Regions from separate parts of the Homo sapiens genome. Here all the other regions are linked to region 2. Evidence: chromatin loops called from intact Hi-C (ENCODE). Cell type or tissue: PC-3. All regions are shown on one strand. Each heading gives the region's core, and the rest is flanking DNA. Links, peaks and the distances in the headings are about the cores only.

What was found. A loop is a pair of places that touch in the nucleus more often than their neighbours do. Peaks named below come from ENCODE experiments on the same cell type or tissue, not always from the same donor. Only the 100,000 strongest peaks of a DNase experiment are listed, where the experiment ranks them.
Region 1: a loop joins it to region 2, with 4 times the contacts of the local background. A loop is called at or near these places in 25 of 110 quality-filtered maps.
Region 3: it touches region 2 in a loop (5-fold over the local background); 2 of 110 quality-filtered maps call a loop at or near these places.

What each region holds. Positions count from the first base shown.
Region 1 is chr14:51,776,391-51,784,247 of GRCh38, reverse strand. The region is part of intron 1 of LOC101927598 (a long non-coding RNA gene); the gene reads right to left. Among named protein-coding and RNA genes, the nearest start is that of GNG2, 80 kb to the left of the region's middle. RefSeq lists an enhancer at 4,159-4,228. In PC-3, for the core only: CTCF peaks have their summits at 3,768 and 3,979 (motif pointing right); DNase peaks (open chromatin) are centred at 3,287 and 3,977; H3K4me3 peaks cover 929 bases.
Region 2 is chr14:50,952,016-50,959,872 of GRCh38, reverse strand. It overlaps LOC400212 (a long non-coding RNA gene), which reads left to right. Exons shown (of 4, transcript NR_170195.1): 2 at 2,657-4,019. Among named protein-coding and RNA genes, the nearest start is that of PYGL, 11 kb to the right of the region's middle. In PC-3, for the core only: CTCF peaks have their summits at 3,939, 4,696 and 4,896 (motif pointing left); DNase peaks (open chromatin) are centred at 3,952, 4,272 and 4,842; H3K4me3 peaks cover 798 bases; H3K27ac peaks cover 1,658 bases.
Region 3 is chr14:51,152,863-51,160,719 of GRCh38, reverse strand. No RefSeq gene overlaps it. Among named protein-coding and RNA genes, the nearest start is that of TRIM9, 62 kb to the right of the region's middle. In PC-3, for the core only: a CTCF peak has its summit at 3,484; a DNase peak (open chromatin) is centred at 3,479.

The DNA of each region.
Region 1 (7,857 bases), core at 1,584-6,583, 820 kb before region 2:
ACGCCAGCCACATTCACTTTTATGATTTAATTTTTATTTTTCTTATTTAATGGATGACATTAGATTTGTCTTCCCAGCAGGTTCATTTTCAAAAAGTTAATGAAGTCAAGCTAAGCATATATGGTAGATCATTAGGGTTTCTGCTTACAACCACCAATATCCCATAGTCTTTGATTCCACTTTCTGTTTGGGGACACGATGGGATTTATCAGAAAAATGAATTCCTCTGTCTAAATACAGAGGACATAGCCACGTCCTCTGATTCATGTATTACGAAATCACTTGGGAACTATCAGAATTACAGAGGAAACAGCACCCCGTCCATCTTCTCCAAATGAGTAAATTTGCCATGAGATCACATTTTTTGTGGCTTTACACAATAAAGAATTGAACAAAAGTAAGATTTGATCTATGAGAATCAAAACTTGAGAATTTTTAAATTGGTGTGTAGTAACCCAGTGTTATTAGGGGTTAGGGATCAGTGTTTTAAGCATTTGTTGAAGGCTGGTGTCACTTAACTTTTTATAAAATCTTTTTCTTTGTTTAAAGGTGAGACTCGACCCTTCTTTTCCCACGTGAGGCTTCTTATGGAAAGAGCACAGGTATCTGGGGTCTAAAGGCCTTGGTTAGTCTGCTATTTCCAGCCAAGATGGAATAACAGGAATGGGATTTAAAATTCCTACCTGAAACAACCACAAAACTAGGGGTAAAAAAAATGAAAGAATGTTTTTCAAAACATGGAAAATAGGAAACAGTTCTGTGACACTTGAGAGATGGTAAAAAAAATGAGGTGAGCCTTACAATCTGTAGAGTCAGTGCGATTCTAAGTAAAATCTCAGAAATTTTTAAATAGAAATTGACAAGATTTGTACAGAAATGCAAAGGACCAAAAATAGTCAAAACAACTTTGAAAAAGAACAGCAAATTTGGAGGGCTTATCTACCTGATTTCAAAACTACTTATTATAATGCTATAGTAATCAGTATGGTATCGGCATAAAAATAAACAAATAGATCAATGGAACAGAATAGAGATTATAATAATGGAGTTACATATATCTGGTCAATTGACAGTTAACAACGGTGCAAAGGAAATTCAGGGGAGAAAGGATAGTCTTTTCAATAAGGGGTGCTGAAAAAAATAGATATCCGTTTGCAAAAAAAGTAAATAAATTTTAAAAACTCCAATACACATCTCACATCATATAAAAAATTAATCAGAATAAATCATAGACCTAAAAGCAAAACCAAAACTACAAAACCTTTAGAAGAGCATATAGGAGAAAATCCCTATGACCTTGGGTTACAAAGACTTGTTAGATACAGAACTAAAAACATGATCTAAAAAAATTTTTTGGTAAATTGGACATCATTAAAATTTGAAACGTCCATCCTCAAAAGACATTATTAAAAGAATGAAAAGGAAATCTACAGAATGAGAAGAAATATTTGAAAAATCACATATCCGATAAAATATTTATATATGAATATATAAGGAATTCACAAAACTCAATAATATGCCAACGAACAACCCAATTTTTGTAAGTGGGCAAAAGATCTGAACAGACACTTCACTAAAGAAGATATTTGAATGACTAATAGGCACATGAAAATATGTTCAACATCATTAGTCATTATGGAAATGCAAATTAAAATCACAATGAGATGTTACTACCTATTACAGTGTCCAAAATGGAAAAGACTAACCATACCAAGTATTGGCAAGGATGTGGAGTATCCACGTATGAAATTCTCATACATGCTGGTATGACCATTTCGGGAAGACAGTTTAGCTGTTTGTGAAAAATCTAAACATATACTGATCAAATAATGCAGACATTCCATTTTTAGATTTTTACCCCAAAGAAATGAAAACTTAGGTCTGCTGCAAATATTTTCACGTCAGTGTTTATAGAAGCTTTATTCATTATAGCCCCAAAGTAGAAATAATCTAAATGTCCATCATCAAAAGAATGAATAGTGGCATACCCATCTAAAGACACATTCCCTAACAATAAAATGGAATAATACACAAAACAACAGGAATGAATCTCATGATAATTATGCCAATAACGCTAGACAAAAAAGCATATACACTATATGTTTCCATTTATGTAAAATTTGTATAAAATGAAAACTATAGTGACAGCAGATCAACGGTTGCCTGGGGATGGCAGTGTGGGGGTGGAGACTGGGGGATTCCAAAGGGGCATGAGGAAATGGATGGGATAAAGGATATGTTCATTATCTTGATTGTGGTACTGGTCTCATGGGTTTATACTGTCAAACTGATCAAAGATCAAATTTTGTATTTTAAATATGTGCATGCAGTCTATTGTATGTCAATCATACTTCAATAAAGTTGTTTAAGAAAAAGGCCTGTCTTCAAGTCACAGTTGTGTAATCTCAAACAAGTGTTTTCACCTCTCTGCACCTGAATTCCCTCAAGGGTCAAATGAGGAGAATAACACACACCTCACAAGGTTGCTGTGCCGGGCGAGATTCTGTAGCAACAGCCCTGAAAAAAGCACTAAATCAACGCCATGGAGAGCATCTTGTCTTCCCTGTAAGGAAGTTAATTTTCCGATTGATCCCTCAGCAGAATGGCAGTGTTCCCTCTCTAGGTCGTCCCTTTTATCTTCAGAAATCAAAGAACATGACTTTTGAAGCTAGAGTCGTTAGATCTCTTAAATGCCTTTAGAAACAACGTTAGATGGGGAAAAATGAGAACACACAGGAAATTAAAAAGCAACAGCATAAGCATCTGCAGCTTTGTTGAGCACTTGTGAAAATTGGGCTTGCCCTACCATCAAAGGACACAATAAATTTAAGCCATCTGACCTATGTGTAACCCCTGCACACACACAAATGAATATATGTATCATATTCATATGATACACAATTATGAAAGGAAAATAAATTTAAAAAAAATAAACCACAGCCAGGCACGGTGGCTGATGCCTGTAATCCCAGCACTTTGGGAGGCCGAGGCGGACGGATCACGAGGTCAGGAGTTCAAGACCAGCCTGGCCAACATAGTGAAACCCCGTCTCCACTAAAAATACAAAAATTAGCCAGGCATGGTGGTGCATGCCTGTAGTCCCAGCTACTCCGGAGGCTGAGGCAGAAGAATCGCTTGAACCTGGGAGGTGGAGATTGCAGTGAGCCAAGATTGCCCCTCTACATTCCAGTTTGGGCAACAGAGTGAGACTTCGTCTCAAATAAATAACAAATAAATAAACCGCATATGCTTTAGAGTCAGACTTTGAATCAGATCCTGACTCACTGGCTCCGTGACACCTTGGACAGCTCCCTCAATCGTGCTAAGCCTCAGTTTTCTCACTTGTAGAACACTATCCTGGAGTAAGAAACTGGAAAAACAAACAAACAAACAAACAAAACCATGTAAAATACCTAGGACAGTATCTGGCACAGGATGGAGCTCAGTGAAACAGCTTCCCTAAGGTAACACACCAGACTGATCACACTTGAATTCAAACCTCCTGGTCCCAGGTCAATAATTTTTCTATTATCCTCTGTTGCTAGTTTACCTGGGTAGTCTGTGGCAGAGGGGCAATTAGATACCGGGTGTCTTAACTCTCAGTCTGGTGTTGTTGCCATTGCACAAGGTCATTTTTAAGAAATCACCACTAATGAGAATCTATTAATTAGGGGGAAAACGGCACCTAGAGATGGAATCATACTGGTTGAGGGACCAGGGAAAATCCCTTTGGATCCTATTCCAATGCTACTAATTACTACCAGGTCAGTCCCCAGTGTGACACCTGTCCTTCCACTGGTCATTCCCTGTTTGCCATTGTCCCTGCAGCGGAACCCTTTCCAGAGCTTTCTACCTGGAAGCCGCATCACCCCCGCCACTCGCGCCCCTCGCCTCCGCCACCCCAGCACTGGACTGGGCGGGATGTTGGGAGTACATAATTGTTGTTGTGGCGGCTCTCAACCACAAGATGGCAGCACATGACTCTCTTTCAGAAAAGAAACCTGCAGCAGGGGAATTTTGCAACCTGGCACGTTTCAATTAAGATGAAAATATATTTTTAGAAGTTGCCTCCGTCACCCTTCAAATGGTAAGCATAAACCAAAGAACACAAAAGGAGACTGCTAAGGCATGAGGATTAGGGATGAAGGGAAGACTAAAGTAGACAGTCCCTGTAGAGGTGCTTGGAAGCTGTAGGATTTGCCTTCTTGGTGTTTGCACTAGGTCTTGTTGCTGCTCTCTTCTTTGTTCACATTCTTGCCAGAGCTCATAACTCCAAAATTAACTATCCTAGGGGTCTCTGTCCTTGATCGAGTCTATCTGAGCCTTGACCAGGCTTTAAAATTCTGAATTCCTCTATTTCCATTAAGATGTGAGTGTATTCCTTATTTCTTTTCCCATAATATCAAGGGCACGGGGTTTTTTTTGTTGTTGATGTTGTTGTTTTTTACATTTCTCTGCCTGTTCTCTGCTGCTGCACGTCCACTTCAGACATCATTTATTGTTGTGATTATGCCGGTATCAGGAGATGGAGTGGATTTCAATCTCCATCCCACCTCAGACACACCAAGGTCTGAGCTAAAGTAGTCCTAGCTACCTCAGCACCTCGGCCCCAGGTAGCCCTCTGCGGATGGGTTCTCATCTTCTTTCCAAGTTCTTCCTTCTCACCTGGAATGTAAACACCTGTGAAGGGCAGAGTGTGGCACCTAGGGCATTTTAAACTCCTCCTTGGGAGCTCATAAATCCTTTTTTTTTTTTTTTTTTTTTTTTGAGATGGAGTCTCACTCTGTTACCCAGGCTGGAGTGCAGTGGTGTGATCTCGGCTCAATGCAACCTCCGCCTCCTGGGTTCAAGCAATTCTCCTTCCTCAGCCTCCCGAGTAGCTAGGATTGCAGGCATGAACCACCATGTCTGGCTAATTTATTATTATTATTTTTTAGTAGAGATGGGGTTTCGCCATGTTGGCCAGGCTGGTTTCGAACTCCTGACCTAAGGGGATCTGCCCGCCTTGGCCTCCCAAAGTGCTGGGATTACAGACGTGCACCAACACACTTCGCTGATTTTTGTATTTTTAGTAAAGACGGGGTTTTACCATGTTGGCCAGGCTGGTCTCAAACTTCCAACCTCAAGTGATCCACCAGCTTGGCCTCCCAAATGCTGGGATTTCATAAACCTCATGTTTCAAGCAAGAGAATATTTTGATTACCTAAAGTAATTAGAAGCCCTGCGCTTAAATTGGGAATCATCATCTTTCCTATTAGGTCTTGAGGAAATGTGATACAGACGCATAGACAAATAATCGGAATATAAACTCCTGAGGGAGTGGAGAGAGTTGGTTAGTGATGATTCCTAATGAAGAAGTGAGCAGGGGTTAGCTAGGCTTATCTGGAGGCGGGGCGCTGGGGTGAGGAAAGGCATTCTCTTTAGAGAGCAGTACCTAAGGGGTGGAAGTGAGAAACAGCAAAATGCAAGCAAGCAACCATGGGCAGCTCTGTCCTGTGAGAGAGTAAAGCACGGAGAGTCAGTAATGGATAGGCTCTTGCCATAGGCAGTATAGATCATAGGGTGCCTTTGTATAGATCATAGGGTGCCTTGTACGCCATACAAAAGGGCTGGGTCTCCTGCTCTAGGTGGTGGATGGTCGCTCAAGGGTTTGATGAAGACAGTTCATATTTCAAATAGATTGCTGAACCCTTAAGGTGGAGGAGATATTTAGGAAGGCTATTCCTGTAAGTAGGGACCCAATGGGGGCATGGTTGCAGTAATGCAGGAAAGAGACAAAAGGGGTCAGAGTCGGGATATGGGACAAGATACAGAGGGGCATTTAGGAGCCCACTCAGGAAGACCCCATCAACTGGTTGGATGTAAAGCTGAGGAAGTAGAGACGGGTACAGCGATTACATTCTGTAATGTAATGGGCGCTGGATGGGAAGAGGAGAGAGGTGGGTGATGGGGTGGGGCTGGTGAAGTGGAGCTAGTGGGGTGGGGACTAGGTAGGGCTGAGCTGGGTATGGGGAAAAGGAAGCTCTTGTTTTGTTGTATTTTGGGGATTGTTTAGAACAGGAGGGCGCTTGACACATTTAGGGACTGAGCGGGGAAGAAACAAGTAGAGTGTGATAAATTGAAGGTGCAGGAGAAAGATGAAGAGGCACGATCCTAAGAGGACTGGAGGAGGCTCAGGTGAGGAGCATGGGCTTTGCAGGAGGGTGTGTGTCTTTTTCCCTGAGACTGGAGGGAAGACCATCAGGCTGGGTGGATGGGCAGAGATGACTTTGTTAAGTGAGAGGGCAGGAAGTGGACTCTGCAAAAGAGCAGCAGAAAAAAGATTAGAGGTGGGAGATCTTGGAGAACCGTGTAGCCTGGTGGCCACCAGCACAGGCTCTGGAGTCAGGCTGACTTAGATTGCAGTGCCAGCTCCACCACTTACTGGCCATTTGGCCTTGGGCAAACTCTCTGATCTTTCTAAGGACTCAGTTTCCTTATAAAAGGGGATGATAAGACCTCCCTCATAGGATTATTGCGAGAACGAAATGAGATTCCATGCATTCTCTGAAGGAGATTGACAATGATGAAGACCATGCAGCAAATCGAGGAGCTAAATATGCCAGACAGATTTCATGGTCTAAACAGTTTATATGTCTTTTGATTGCCTCCCACAAGACTGAAAATAACTTGGGGGTAGGGGTCATATGTCTTGCTTTTCTTGGTCTTCCTGGCATTCAGTGCAATGCCTGCTTCATCAAGGGCTCTCAGTCAAGTTTGTTAAATGACTGAATAAATCAATTGCCCAGTCAACCCAACCATAGCTCCAGCTTCCAACTGCCAGACTGTGCACTTCCCATTCTACCGCACTACCTTTCTTGGTCCAGCCTTAACGTCTCTGTTTACCAACATTGTTACACTATTTGTGATTACTAAAGAGTAACAGTTCCTTGAATTGGGCACTATATTTTGGTTCTGGAAATGCAAAAGCACATTATTGTTTATCATGGAAGTCAGGTGATCTAGTTCTGCTAGTTAATTGACTAATTAACTACTAATTAATTAGCTAATAATTAAGTTAATTAATTCCTAAGAATTAAAAAGGAAAGGAGAGGGCGATTTATTGCCAGAGAGGCTTCTCTAAGTGTTTTTATGGCCACTTTCATCCTGTGTGTGACTGAGCTTTAGCACGTTGACCAGGTTAAGGATCTGGATGCCAGAAAAGCCACACCTGGGCCTGGTGGGGCAGAGAAAGGGCTGCTGCAGCCATGGAGCCAGCGCTCTCAGGCCTCAGCGGTTTCAGGTGCCCCAGCCAAGTGAGAGGCAGAGTGGGCGCTTGGCCGCTGAGAGAAGGTCAAGACATGAATAATGGAGGCCACAGGCACACCTTCCAGAGCTGTGTCTGCTTGCTAGGCTTTTCAACCTTGGCCACCCCACCTTTAAAAAAAAAGAAAACCTTTAAAAACATGAAAAGACCCAACATCTCCTTCCTTGCCCATCTCTCTCTCTCTCCTCTGCCCCCTCAGATGAAAGGCAGCAATGCAGCTAAAATGTTCCCACAAACGTTCAGGTACAGGGGAGCTGTCAAGATCAGCGTGCCACGGAGGCAAAACAAGGAACTTGGAAGAGCCATAAACTGCACACCACCCCCTCCTCAAATAACCCCAGGCTTAGCAAAGGAGCCTCTGCAAGCAGAGATGGAGTTTGTAAGGATTAAATTTCCTCCTCCCACAAGCCCCCAATTGCAAAAAGCCAAACTTTCTGGGTTCTTCCTACCAAACGACTCCCTTCTGACCACCAGAGGTCAGGCTGCAGTTAGGAACAGGCAGTAGGTCCCCAAAGGAGAGATCTGACCTAGTTCCTCCCAGGCCCTCCGGG
Region 2 (7,857 bases), core at 1,933-6,932:
AATGGCACAGGATGCACTTAACAGAGCCTACGGTTTTTATTGGGGACTGGTCATAGAAACCCTCTGCCTAGCACATATAAAATTTCAGACTTCCAGCAGGACAGTGGTATTCAGCATAAACCATATTGTTTGTACAAACAGTCTAGGCACAGTAAACCATCCTTATCAATTACGGAATGGTAGGAAGACTCCTGAAAGCCAAGTTCCCAGATGCTAGCCGTGGGTCAACCTTGCAAGTAGGCCTTTCTGAGGTCTGCTGTCTCAGGGCTGCTATGTTAGCTCTTTTTCATTACAGTCACCCAGAGATCCCCCTCTGCAGCTTCTCCATCACCACCACTGACCTTAGAGTTGTTCTGGATTCTGTTGTATAAGTTATGGTCTTGGAGACCCTATAAAGGACTGCAGGATTTCTGGTTCTGTTCAGTTTTGCCATCTATACACAAGAAGTTCTCAGAAACATATGTGTTGAACAAATGAGCTGTTTAAAAAAAAAGGGGTGCTTTAAAAACTGAAAAAAATACTCCAAAATATTAAGAAGGGATGATGTTATTACGTATAACTTTTATTTCTATTTGTATATGCTTTCCAAATTTTCTAGAATAAACACATTCTATTTTTATTATTAGAAAATAAGTAAAACAAATATTAGTTTCCAACAAATCTGCTAAACGATGCTCCTGCAGATTAGATGCCCAATCCGCAAGGTTGAGCCAAGATCCACTGGATAACTTTGACCCCCCAGGGATATTTTTAGCCACAGACATTCTGAGTGAGGCCCACATCACAAAGCGTTTGTTTCTTAGGACCCAGACTTAGTGTTGCTCCTTTTCATACAGTCTTCATAGCTTAAGCTCATGAAACACGGTGGTCAATGCTTACAACAAACTTGCCAACTTATTAAATAAAAAATTAGAAGATTCACTGATTTTTCCTGGTTTCTAGTGGTAATGGCTACAAACTATGAGTGCCACAATCAGCTTTTAACCATCTGCACAGATAGGAAGAAAATTTTTTAATTAAAAATTACTTTCCAAGCCTATTGTCCTGGGGTTAATATTAATAATTAGTTTGCAGGATGAGGCATTCTAAAAAGATTCTAGATAGCAGTAAAAAACTATCCTGCAAGTTTTTATATCTGTCATGAGCAATGAAATGGTTTATATTGTTACCACTTATTATAACTTATGATAACTAATCAAGATTCGACATTAATAAATAACATAAATACATAAATAAAATTATCAGTACCCAGCTACTCTAAATAATGTCATCCCTCTTTCTTTCTGGATTTCTAGTCAAATTCACTTTCTTCATTACTTCAAATACTTTACTTCTAAAGAACAGTACATCTGTACCCAAACAACATTTTTCACATACAGAAGAAAATGCATTAAAACTTATATATCAGATCTAGCAGTTATATTTCCAACAGAAATGAGGACATGCATGCAATAAAAAACATATACAGGCCAGGCATGGTAGCTCATGCCTGTGATCCCAACACTTCAGGAGGCCAAGGTGGGTGGATTGCTTGAGCCCAGGAGTTCAAGACCAGCCTGGGCAATTTGGTAAAACCCCATCGCCACGAAAAATACAAAAAATTAGCTGGATGTGGTGGTGCATGCCTATAATCTCAGTTACTCAGGAGTCTGAGGCATGAGAATGGCTTGAACCCAGGAGGTGGAGGTTGCAATGAGCTGAGATCACACCACTGCACTCTAGCCTGGGCAACAGAATGAGACTGTCTTGAAACAAAACAAAACACGTACAAATAGGTTTATGGCAGCTTTGTTCATGATAACTCCAAACTGGGTGCAACCCAAATGTCCATCAGCAGCAAAATGGATATATAAAATTGTGCTTTGGGAGGCCGAGGCGGGCAGACTGCGAGGAAAGGAGATTGAGACCATCTTGGCTAACACGGTGAAACCCCGTCTCTACCAAAAATACAAAAAATTAGCTGGGCGTGCACACCTGTAGTCCCAGCTACTCAGGAGGCTGAGGCAGGAGAACCGCTTGAACCCTGGAGGCGGAGGTTGCAGTGAGCCAAAATCGTGCCACTGCATTCCAGCCTGGGCAACAGAGCGAGACTCCATCTCAAAAAAAAAGTGCTACATTAATATAATGGAATACTACATAATGATGAAAATGTAAGAAATTTGGCAAGAACATAAATGAAACTTACAATGTTGAGTAAATGAAGTCAGACAAATAGAGACATACTGTATAATTCCATTTATACAAAGTTTAAAACTGGCAAAAGTAATCTGCCATATTGGAAATCAGGGTAGCAATCACCCTTAGGAGACAGTGACAGGAAGCAGGCACAGGAGGGGCTTCTGAGCTGCTCATAATGTTCTGTAGCTCAGTCTGGCTACGGAGCATGAGTCATCATCCATTTGGAGAAATTCATTGCGACGCAAACTTAAGATTTCCACACATTTTAATAAGTATGTTTTACTGATAGAAAAATATTACCCTCTCCAAAAAAGAGGGTTTACAAAGAGCTTACACATAAAAAGACATCATTTATTAAAGTTCTTTTAGCCTCTTCCTCTCCCTCTCCCTCTCCCTCTCCCTCTCCCTCCCCACGGTCTCCCTCTCCCTCTCTCTCCACGGTCTCCCTCTCCCTCTCCCTCTCCCTCTCTCTCCACAGTCTCCCTCTGATGCCGAGCCGAGGCTGGACTGTACTGCCGCCATCTCCGCTCACTGCAACCTCCCTGCCTGATTCTCCTGCCTCAGCCTGCCGAGTGCCTGGGATTGCAGGCGCGCGCCGCCACGCCTGACTGGTTTTTGTATTTTTTGGTGGAGACGGGGTTTCGCGGTGTTGGCCGGGCTGGTCTCCAGCTCCTGACCGCGAGTGATCTGCCCGCCTCAGCCTCCCGAGGTGCCGGGATTGCAGACTGAGTCTCGCTCACTCAGTGCTCAATGTTGCCCAGGCTGGAGTGCAGTGGCGTGATCTCGGCTCGCTACAACCTTCACCTCCCAGCCGCCTGCCTTGGCCTCCCAAAGTGCCGAGATTGCAGCCTCTGCCCGGCCGCCACCCCGTCTGGGAAGTGAGGAGCGTCTCTGCCCGGCCACCCATCGTCTGAGATGTGGGGAGCGCCTCTGCCCCGCCACCCATCGTCTGGGATGTGGGGAGCGCCTCTGCCCCGCCACGACCCCGTCTGGGAACTGAGGAGTGTCTCTGCCCGACCGCCACCCCGTCTGGGAGGTGAGGAGCGTCTCTGCCCGGCCGCCCTGTCTGAGAAGTGAGGAGCCCCTCCGCCCGGCAGCCACCCCATCTGGGAAGTGAGGAGAGTCTCCGCCCGGCAGCCGCCCCGTCCGGGAGGTGGGGGGCAACTCCGCCTGGCCGACGCCCCGTCTGGGAGGTGGGGGGCGCCTCTGCCCGGCTGCCACCCCGTCTGGGAGGTGTACCCAACAGCTCATTGAGAACGGGCCAGGATGACGATGGCGGTTTTGTCGAATAGAAAAGGGGGAAATGTGGGGAAAAGAAAGATAAATCAGATTGTTACTGTGTCTGTGTAGAAAGAAGTAGACAGAGGAGACTCTATTTTGTTCTGTACTAAGAAAAATTCTTCTGCCTTGGGAAAAAAAAATAAAGTTCTTTTAGTAAATGTTTGAAAACTCTGATAACTTGACATATATATATATATATATATATATATATATATATATATATATACACACACACACACACATATACACACATATATGAGATGTGAGATGTGCATATGTGGTGAATATGTGTGAAAGAGAGATGCATACCTCTCCAGTTCCCCTGAGTCTTTGAATCAGAGGGCATTCCATTAACTCCAACACAAATGCCAGTAGTTCTCACTCCCATTTGTCTCACCAAACCTCCAACTATCATGTCCTGTATTTCTAGGAGTCTCCAGGAGGTGTCTCCATGTGCTGCTCCCAGTCCTGCTGGCCACGCCCTGCCCCACTGGTCATCACAGTTCATCCAGATCCTCCTCTAAGATACAAGAGAATGACTCACTTCTTCCAGTTAGATGGTATGATGCTGTTTCTGAGTCTGAGTATTTTCTACAAAGCTTGGTGAGAAAATTCTTTCAGGGTTTGCTGACAGCCCTCTACATCCACAGGGTATACAGGCTTCTAGGTAGCTGGACCAGGGAACAGAATCCAGAAACTGCTACCATGCCATAGTCAGACTTACTGCTCCCCTCTGACAACTAAGGCTTCTTCCTGGGTGAAGTGAATCAGCAGACTCCTGCCCTTAGGGTGAGTTCTCACCCAGGAAGCTTCTCAGCCCTCACAGCTTGCTAGACATGTCCGCATACATCTAAATCCCAGCAGGGGGTGTGATCTGACATCTTTCCCAGATGGCTCCACCTCCCCTAGGCACATAGAGTTCGCCCAGGCCTGTCTTACCAGTTCACAGGTGTGCCCAGACAGGCCTGAAACCCTGTGCTGGACCCCAGCACCGCTCCCTCTACTTCACGACCCTAATCCTGTAAGCTCATGTGGTTCACTGGGAGGCCCAAGCCACCAGCACATCAAACTTTGAGTGTTCTTTAAATCTATCATAAGAATGTTGAAACCCCATACTTTTTTATAATTTTTAAATTTCTCCAATTTATCAGAATAATTTTTTTCTTTGGATTTCAGTGTATTTACATCTAAGATTTTAAAATGGAGAAAATGCCATCTCTTTATGCTCTGTCTAGAGTGATAAAAATAATCCATTTTTATTTATCTTCTTCAGATTATGGGTCATTTTCTCACAGGGTTTTGGTGCATAAATATCTGGAACAAAGAAAGGGAAATGAAGCAGTGATTAAAATTGCAGTCACATCCTGCTGAACCATTCACTAGCCTATGATGTGGAGTTCAAATGGTGAATTCTTCCACCTGCTGGTATCAGCCTGTCTCTGCAATTCACACATCAACTCCCTAAAAAACATAAAATGAAAATTCTGAGTGGGGAGAAATTTTACATTTTCATCTTAAGCTGGAAACGTATTATGACTCAATGACTGAGAAACTATCATTCAATGAGGTGGAGAAGGAAATGGAACTTCTAGGAAGATAGAGAAATGGCTGTTATCATTTGGTTTCTAGACAAATGCAAGATGTTCTTTTCTTCCTGTGACCTCAGATACCACCTAAGATCTGGGCTACTTGTTTTTTCTTTAGCATAGTCTGCCTTGTACCTTAATGCGAATATGGTGCCTTGAAGTAGTTTAAAGGTTCTGGGTAAGGCAGATGCCATGAACTGAATTGTTTTACCATTGGCAGCGAGCACAGTACCTTGTACACAGTGAGTACCCATTCAATGATCGCATTGTTGATATCCCAAGTTGGCTAATGCCCAGTTCTTCTTTCATGACCCTACAGGAGTCCTATAGTCATGGTTGTAAAAACTGGGTCAGGGTGTAAAACAGCCATTCCTGCAGTAAGTATAGGGACTTGTACTTAAAGGTAAGACCAGAAGCAGGAAAATAAAGAGAAGAGGTGGTTCTCAGAAGATAGGATCCTGGGGAGACAAGGTGTTTTGTTATTCTACAGTCAGTTTGGTTCACTGTTAAGTGTCCAGCACAATGCTGGACTCATAGTAGGTACTTAACAAATATTTTCCTAATAAATCAATAAATTAGAAACATTGAATTTGAAAAACAGAGGTAGGTTATGCTATGCAAAGCTATGCTCAATGAACTATAATCTATTTAATACAAGAAATGCAAAAAGAAAAGCCCTCATTTGTATATGAGATCAGCCTACAGTATATCCTCAGACTCCCAGCCTCCATCCTAGGAAATATTAAGTGAAAGGGAAGTTATTTTCTTCCGGCATTTCTATATGTTTTAAGCTAACACGTGTTATCCTTCACTATCTAAGCACCTTACTAGTTAGAACTTTAACGATGGATAAACAGCTTAGAGAAGTTAAAGTATTTGGCATTTGAGAATTTGGGGTTTGTGATTCCTTAGGTTTACCCCCATAAGGGAACAAAACTCTAAAATTCAATAATATTTTTTATAGAAGCCTATATGTTTTATATAGTTAAAGCCTGCAATTAATCAATCATGTACAAAGGGCAAGTCAAAATGTGGGCTCAATGGAGGGTTTGCATTACAAAGACCCTGAGACAAGGCAGCAAAGAGGCTGTCCCTTGTGCACATTGCATCATGATTATCTGCTGAAACCCTGTGCTTAGCACACTTTTCACTTCCTTTCCTTGGTCAGGATTTGTTCATATCTCTTTGCAAAATTGTCCAGAATTACTCTCCTCATTTGCTCCCATACAAAGGTGAAAGCTTGGCTAGGCATGGTGGCTCACGCCTGTAATCCCAGCACTTTAGGAGGCTCAGGTGGGTGGATAATCTGAGGTCAGGAGTTCAAGACCAGCCTGGCCAACATGGCGAAACCCCATCTCTACTACAAATACAAAAATTAGCTGGGTGTGGTGGTATGCACCTGTAATCCCAGCTACTTGGGAGGCTGAGGCAGGAGAATCGCTTGAACCTGGGAAGCAGAAGTTGCAGCGAGCCAAGATCGTACCATTGCACTCCAGACTGGGCAACAAGAGCAAAACTCTGTCTCAAAACAAACAAAAAACAAAGGTGAAAGCTTTTTCTGGAACATGTCTTATTGCATTAGTAATAACTCCAGTGGGCAATGCAAATACAAACAGCGTATAAACTCAGATGTGCAAGGAATGCAGTGTTTCATGTGTCTGTGTGAAGAGACCACAAACAGGCTTTGTGTGAGCAACAAGGCTGTTTATTTCACCTGGGTACAGGTGGGCTGAGTCTGAAAAAGGAGTCAGCAAAGGGTGGTGGGATTATCATTAGTTCTTACAGGTTTGGGGATAGGCGGTGGAGTTAGGAGCAATGTTTTGGGGGCAGGAGTGGATCTCACAAAGTACATTCTCAAGGGTGGGGAGAATTACAAAGAACCTTCTTATGGGTGGGGGAGATTATAAAGAACCTTCCTAAGGGTGAGGGAGATTACAAAGTACATTGATCAGTTAGGTTGTGGCAGAAATAAATCACAATGGTGAAATGTCATCAGTTAAGGCTATTTTCACTTTTTTTATGGATCTTCAGTTGCTTCAAGCCATCTGGATGTATACGTGCGGGTCACTGGGGATATGATGGCTTAGCTTAGGCTCAGAGGCCTGACATGCAGCTTTATATTTTTTGTATTAGTTTAACTGCTTTTTCTTGTTTTGTTTTTTTGAGGTAGAGTCTTATTCTGTTGCCAGGCTAGAGTGAGTGCAGTGGCACCATCTCGGCTCACTACAACCTCTGCCTCCCAGATTCAAGTGATTCTCATGCCTCAGCTTCCCAAATAGCTAGAACTACAGGCGTGCACCACCATACCCAGATAATTTTTGTATTTTTAGTAGAGATGGGGTTTTGCCCTGTTGCCAAGGGTCGTCTCAAACTCCTGGCCTCAAGCAATCCACTGGCCTCAGCCTCCCAAATTGCTGGGATTACAGCTGTGAACCACCTTGCCCTGGCCTGTAACAGTTTCAGTTTAACTTCTAATGTAAGCTCTCATTCCTCCAGGGAAGAAATTTGATCTCAAATTCAGTCAACCAGTCTATTCAACTGAGGACCCCTCAGCAGGGGTTCCCTGTGCTAAGGCCCTGGTGGCAGTAGCCAGTGGAGAGAAGGCTCTAGCCTTGATACCTCTCCCTTGGGTATTCTCTGAATCAGTCTTCAGCGCTGGGGATTTGGTCAATGGCTGCCCTGCGCCTCCCTGGGGATGAGGAGCCTTTGTGAACCTTGTCCAAGCCCTGACTACTGAGACCCTCCAGGCAGTCACTTCCTCGCTGGGCTCTTCTCAGGAAGCAGAGCAAAGTCCTGGGCACTTCTCAGATAC
Region 3 (7,857 bases), core at 1,584-6,583, 200 kb before region 2:
GCACTTTGGGAGGCCGAGACAGGCAGATCACGAAGTCAGGAGATCGAGACCATCCTGGCTAACACGGTGAAACCCTGTCTCTACTAAAAATACAAAAAATTAGCTGGGCATGGTGGTGGGCGCCTATAGTCCCAGCTGCTGGGGAAGCTGAGGCAGGAAAATGGTGTGAACCCGGGAGGCAGAGTTTGCAGTGAGCCAAGATCGCGCCACTGCACTCCAGCCTGGGAGACAGCTAGACTCCGTCTCAGAAAAAAAAAAAGAAAGAAAGAGGAAGTATAGGACAAGGCAGAAGGCCTAAGTAGGTTGTGGAAGGTCTGAGTAAGCCATGAAAGGCTTGTGAAGCATGAATTTATGAAAGAACTTCTGTGCATGATCAAGTTAGCTATAATTAGAAGGAAATTATTTGTATCTTTCTAAAGATTGATCTTTGAAGCTGGGTGGAGATTACACACCTGTAATCCTAGCACTCTGGGAGCCTGACGTAGGAGAATCACTTGAGCCCAGGAGTTCAAGACCAACCTGGACAAGATTGTGAGACCCCATCTTTACAAAAACATTAAAAAATTAGCTCAGTGTGGTGCCATATGCCTGTAGTCCCAGATATTTGGGAAGCTGAGGTGAAAGGATCGCTTTCGCCTCAGGCCTGGGAGGTGGAGGTTGCAGTGAGTCAAGATCATGCCACTGTACTCCAGCCTAGGCAACAGAGCGAGAACTTATCTCAAAAAAAAAAAAAAAGATTGAGCTTTGATATTAAAAATACACTGATATAAAACTAAAATGTGGTTCTCCATGTTACAAGAAGGTTTCCTTGAAGAATTGATCTGTTCTTGGTAAAATTTGCAAGAGGTTTTGATTTAATTCTGAAATCTGTTTCTTTATGTTTTCAATCATCTGAACTGAGATTTACAATTTAGAGCAATGTTTTCCTCCAGTATAACTTGATTCTATACTCTTGGCTTTCCGTGATGTGTCCAAATTGTTCCATGTAACCAGGAAATTTCCCATACTCTTACTAAAAGCCATGTATTTTCCTGCTCAAGGTACTAGTTTTCTTATTTACATTCCTCTATAATATGGGGTACACTCATAGCCTTGAGCACATATTCTTCCTGTGTTTGATTAAATTCAAGTACTTTCTCATCAGGTTCAACCTCCAGGTTTGCTAAACGGGCTTTCCATTAGGAGAAACCATCACACTGCAGGAGGCTTTCTTTACCTTTTTGGTAACTGGTCTAAGAAACAAAAATTTTACATTTTATCAAGATAATTTCCTGTGTTTCATGTTGTCTTTATTAGTTTTGTGATTACTTAGGAAAACTGAGTTTTGAAAGAGTTAAGGGGTTTTGTTTTGTTTTTACATCTATGTAACTTTCTGTATAACTTTTGAAGTCTTTGATTACCACTCTGGTTAAATAAGTGACTATTATTTCACAGTGACCTGTGTTCCTATTTTGATCAAGTGTTTTGAATCTTTTGATATCCTTGCTAGGCTTCCCAAGGATCAAGTTCTAAATTAAGTCTTTTTTGACTTTGAACTAACTTTGGGATGTTCCAGAGGCCCCAGAACTTCTTAAAGGCTCATAAAAGTGAGATATTGGGCCGGGCACAGTGGCTCACGTGGGCCTGTAATCCCAGCACTTTGGGAGGCCAAAGCAGACAGATCACTTGAGGCCACGAGTTCGAGACCAGCCTGGCCAACATGGTGAAACCCTGTCTCTACTGAAAATACAAAAATTAGCCGAGCTTGGTGACTTATGCCAGTAATCCCAGCTACTTGGGAGGCTGAGGCAGACCCCAGGAGGCAGAGGTTGCCGTGAGCCAACGTCGCACTACTGCACTCTAGCCTGGGTGACAGAGCAAGATTGTGTCAAAAAAAAAAAAAAAGTTATATTGTACTAAATAAGGCTTATTTGGGATGTTGAATTATATTGAAAGCCTCGTCAAATGATCAATGATGCTAGATCTTTTTTCAGTTACATTTATAGGTATATTATTTCAAAAATTATATAGATTCATAGAAATCTAATGGTATCAGTCATAATTTCAGTTGTTGTGTTAAAATGTTGTATACCACAGAAATAACCAAATTTCCATATCAATTGCTGATTATAATACACTTTTATCAAATTTTTAATCATGGCTATTCTAAGTCTCTGTCATTCACAGTTTCGATTCTTCTCTAAAAGCACTTTCAATCAGATTCATGGAAAAGGCTCTAACAAATATTCTTAAATATAGGTTTCCAGTAACTTTAAGATCAGTGGACTAAAACAAATTTCCAGAACTCTGATGAAGAAACTGATGAATTTATAAAGCTGCTAATCAGGATCAAGCAAAACAAAAATTACGTGAGATTGAATAACTGATAAAGATAATGTTTTATGACTTTTATTTGAGACATTGTTGGTTCTTTACTAAGTGTTTTTCAGGCTTAAGAAAACTTTTTATCTTAAGCTATCTATAGTTTAATTTGGTAAAGTATACTCATATGAACAAAAGTGTAAGCATTTACTTCTTCTCCTACTTGATCCCTCCAAAGTCTGGATACTATTCACGAGTATTCTTATTTTTATGGTAAAACAACTGTCTGCATAATTTCAATAAAAGTCTCCTCCCTAGCATTGGAAACATTGCTTATATTACCCAGGTTTTCACTGGAATGTCATACTTGAGAATGTACATAGGATGCCTGGCTTCAAGGGTTCTCAGCCTTATGGTGAGTGAGTAAAAATGGTCACTTTCTAACAGGCTTAGGAACCTCAAGACAGTAGGTAAAATATGAAGTCTGCTTTGGTTTGTCTTGTTAGCCTTGAGATGTTTTTAAATCTAAAATTCTTATGTAATGAATTACTAGTCCTGCTGCACTTGTGAAATAATCAGACCAAAATCAGTGAGACTCAACTTATTTTACAAATTTTCCTCACTCTTATTATCTTTGGTAGAAATCAAAAAGACTGTGGAGAGAAAAGTTGTATGTTTCCCCAAAAAGCTACAATACACCCATTATTAAATTGCAGCCTTCTGTATTGCTTTTTTCATTATCTACCTGTAGGTTAGACTGGATCCTGAATTCTTCTATGTTCCTCCAATCCAACTTTCTTCCATAATATCACTAACAATGGAAATGTTCTCTGTTCCTGGAGTCCTATAGGCTGAGACTAGATAATTTTTAAGAAACAAATCTCATCTGATATGTGGGCCACATAGAAAGTTCAAACTACCCAATGCCATAACTAGGGACCCAATGCCATAACCAGAGACATGCAAACAAGAACAAGAAGTTGATGGCTTTCTGCCATAAACAGCTTTTCCTAAGACATTGCAACAAGACACCATATTGTAATGAGACTCTTATCCCTTTTAGTGGTAAAAGGTAGGACTTTTTCCACTTGGCAGGAAAATAATGTAATTGAAATTTCTCACTCAGTAGCTTATGCTAGACATTTGACAGACCTTGACCTAAGAGATCCTTTAGTCCACCTAGTGGGTAACTTTGGCAATATCCCTAATATGACTGTTGCTCACTCTCTGCTTTAATTCAACCCAGTCATGGGATACTGGATGATAAAATTGTTCTATATTACCTGTTTGTTAAATAAGAAAATGTCTATGATACTGCTAATATTACATGCTGTACCTGGATAAATTCCTCTGGAGAAGTGGTGACCCACATACACAAAATAAGAAAACAGGTCATATAATTACAACAGGTTTCACCTAGTTACCCATGGTTATTTGATTTATTCATTCAATTGCCTTTAAGCCGAGGTTCGTGGCTAAAAACCACTATGCAAACTGAGATTTTCATATTACTAGTAATTTTACTCTATGTTTTCTTTTTAAAGAAAACCTGTTTATGTTAGTCCATTTGCATTGCTATAAAGGAATACCAGAGGCTGAGTAATTGATAAAGAAAAGAAGTTTAATTGGCTCAGTTCTACAGGCTGTGCAAGCATGCCTTCAGTATCTGCTTCTGGTGAGGGCCTCATGAAGTTTACAATCATGGCAGAAGGTGAAGGGGAGCCAGCATGTCACATGCTGAGAGAGGGAACAAGAGAGTGAGGAGGAGTTTCCAGGCTCTTTTAAACAACCAGAAATCATGTGAACTCATAGAGTAAGACTCAGTACTGTGAGGATGGCACCAAGCTGTCCATGAGGGATCCACCCCCTCGTTTCAAATACCTGCCATCATACTCCACCTCCAACATTAGGGATTACATTTCAACATGAGATTTGGAGGGGACAAAACATCCAAACCATAACACTGTTACTTTTTAAATTTCTGCAGAAGTACAGCTCCTAACAGAATAATATTGGACCAGCAATTTGAGATGATAGCCAGTGCCTACAGAAGAGACAAAATTGAACTTAACAATGGACTCTAGGTAGACTGAGCCTGAAAGCCACTCCCTCCAAACCTACCTTGTTGCTCAAATGTGGCTAAAAGGATTTTGACATTTACTCCATGTTACTAGTCACTCCCTCTGATGTAGGACCAGACCAACAAACTGGGACTGATGTATTCCAGCACCAAAGGATAATGGAAATCTAACTACAGAATGATTCATCAGTGATGCTTTTGGGAAAAGATCTCAATCTAAAGGGGAAATGTAAAATGTAAAATCACAATCAAAATAGAATAACTTGTGTTAAAACTCTGACAAATGAAGTCAGGGAAGGCCATGAAGAGCTCACATGCATGAATGCTTGATAACAAGAACTATCATAAAAGACTCTACAAAAACTACAACCTTGTTTTCTTCCCTCCAAATCTCATCTCATTGTGTGTGCAATTTCACACACAGAAAATTACTTCTGCGAGGATATCTACCCAGAAACTGCCTGTCCAGCCTTGGACTAATGCCACTCTGGTTACTGATCCTTGTAGCCAAGGATTGTTGTTTCAAAACAATTTTTATAACTCTACTTATTTTGCCTTTAAAACTTCTCCTTGCCCCAGGGTATAGTTTACTATAGCTTGTATTTTTGTTACGATGCCCGTTCTCAAATAAATATCATTTTCTCTTAAAGAGTCTATCTCTGTCTGTTATTTAGGTTGACATCTTTCATGCACAAAAAGAGAGAATAAGAGCTGGTAATTGAGGTGCCCTAGGCAGGAGGACTTAGGAGTTCTTTTAATTGATAGAATGCTATACAAGCATTCTCTTCATAGTCTGGGAGATCTAGTTTGTCAAGTTTTAGAAGGGCATATAAGGTCTGACCTATCAAGGAAAAATTAAGCATCTAGTTTCAACAGTACCTGCTAGGCCCCAAAACTCTCGTAAATTGTATATTAGTCTGAGGTTGAGGAAAGTTTAAAATACCCTTTAGTCTGTCAGGATCTAAGAGAAATTCTTGATATCCAAGATAATATCTTTGATCTTAAAAATCCTAAATATTTAACATGAGCCTGGAATCTCTTCTGTAGAAACTTTATGGCCTTTGTCTGCTAGAAGGTTAAGGAATGAACACTATCATGTTCATAAGCCTCCTTAGAAGGGAAACAACATCATCAACATACTGCAAGAGCGTCAAACCTGAGGGAAAGACATGTTTGTTAAATCTGTCTTCAGTCTCTGTGAAAAAAAAAAGAGAGGCTTTCAGTATATTCTTAGGGCATTATTTTCCAGGTATATTGTTGTTCTTCACACATGAAGGTAAATAAAAGGAAGGGTTTGGGTCATAATCCAAAAAGACAATCCCAAATGTCATAATCCTGAATGTTGAAATATGGAAAGATCAAAATCCCAAAAATATAATTATGGAAGAAATAAATTTAAAATTTTTTAAAAATACATTTATGTACTTTTTAAATTAGATTTTATTTTTTTAATTTTCTTTCCTTTTCCTTTTTTTTTTTTTTTGTTTTTTTTTTGTTTGAGATGCAGTCTCACTCTGTTGCCCAGGCTGGAGTACAGTGGTGCGTTCTTATGCAAGCTCTGCCTCCCAGGTTCATGCCATTCTCCTGCCTCAGCCTCCCAAGTAGCTGGGACTACAGGCACCTGCCACCATGCCCGGCTAATTTTTTGTATTTTTAGTACAAACGGGGTTTCACTGTGTTAGCCAGGATGGTCTCCATCTCCTGATCTCAGATCCACCCACCTTAGCCTCCCAAAGTGCTGGGATTACAGGCGTGAGCCACCATGCCTGGCCTTAATTTTCTATTTTTGTGGGTAAATAGTAGGTGTATATATTTATGGGGTACATGAGATATTTTGATACAAGCATGCAATGTGAAATAAGCACATCATGGAGAATGGGGCATCCAAAAGGGGGTTTATTTGAGAAACATAAAAACAAGACAGAACACGTCATAGGCTAGTTCACACAATAAAATAGCAATCATATAATAATACACATATTTTCCAAGCATGAACAGGTACATTAACAACAATTACATGGGTATAATAGTTATGAGCAGATGAACCATATTCATTAAAAAATAGATCAAAAGGCAAAATGTATAAATGCATATCACTATGGTTGGTAACTGTGTGCACACAATTTTACAACTGTAGTCATCTGAAATACTGTGATGAGACAACCTAAGTTTTTTGATGAGATCAATCAGAAACTAAGATTGTTGTCCAGAGAGTCAAGATCAAGAAATTTAACCTTTCACAGATGCAGGTGTACCAAAAGGACATCTCTTCATTTATTGAGGAAGTTTCAACATTTCTATATACATGCACAACATTGTGATAGTGCATGTTTATGGAGTCAAATTTGCAAAAATTGAATAAAACCAATTAGGATGCTCTAAAAGTCTTTATACCATTTATATTTCCAGTATTAAAAATGATGTGAAGATGAAATATATAGCATAACAAATTGGCACTATATGAGAAGGGTCAGAACTTGCACATGCTTGAATAATTTGACGGGAAATTTCTTTTTTTTATTTTTTTTATTTTATTATTATTATACTTTAAGTTTTAGGGTACATGTGCACAATGTGCAGGTTAGTTACATATGTATACATGTGCCATGCTGGTGCGCTGCACCCACTAATTCTTCATCTAGCATTAGGTATATCTCCCAAAGCTATCCCTCCCCCCTCCCCCCATCCCACAACAGTCCCCAGAGTGTGATGTTCCCCTTCCTGTGTCCATGTGTTCTCATTGTTCAATTCCCACCTGTGAGTGAGAATATGTGGTGTTTGGTTTTTTGTTCTTGTGATAGTTTACTGAGAATGATGATTTCCAATTTCATCCATGTCCCTACAAAGGACATGAACTCATCATTTTTTATGGCTGCATAGTATTCCATGGTGTGTATGTGCCACATTTTCTTAATCCATTCTATCATTGTTGGACATTTGGGTTGGTTCCAAGTCTTTGCTATTGTGAATAGTGCCGCAATAAACATACGTCTGCATGTGTCTTTATAGCAGCATGATTTATAGTCCTTTGGGTATATACCCAGTAATGGGATGGCTGGGTCAAATGGTATTTCTAGTTCTAGATCCCTGAGGAATCGCCACACTGACTTCCACAATGGTTGAACTAGTTTACAGTCCCACCAACAGTGTAAAAGTGTTCCTATTTCTCCACATCCTCTCCAGCACCTGTTGTTTCCTGACTTTTTAATGATTGCCATTCTAACTGGTGTGAGATGGTATCTCATTGTGGTTTTGATTTGCATTTCTCTGATGGCCAGTGATGGTGAGCATTTTTTCATGTGTTTTTTGGCTGCATAAATGTCTTCTTTTGAGAAGTGTCTGTTCATGTCCTTCACCCACTTTTTGATGGAGTTGTTTTTTTCTTGTAAATTTGTTTTAGTTCATTGTAGATTCTGGATATTAGCCCTTTGTCAGATGAGTAGGTTGCGAAAATGTTCTCCCATTTTGTAGGTTGC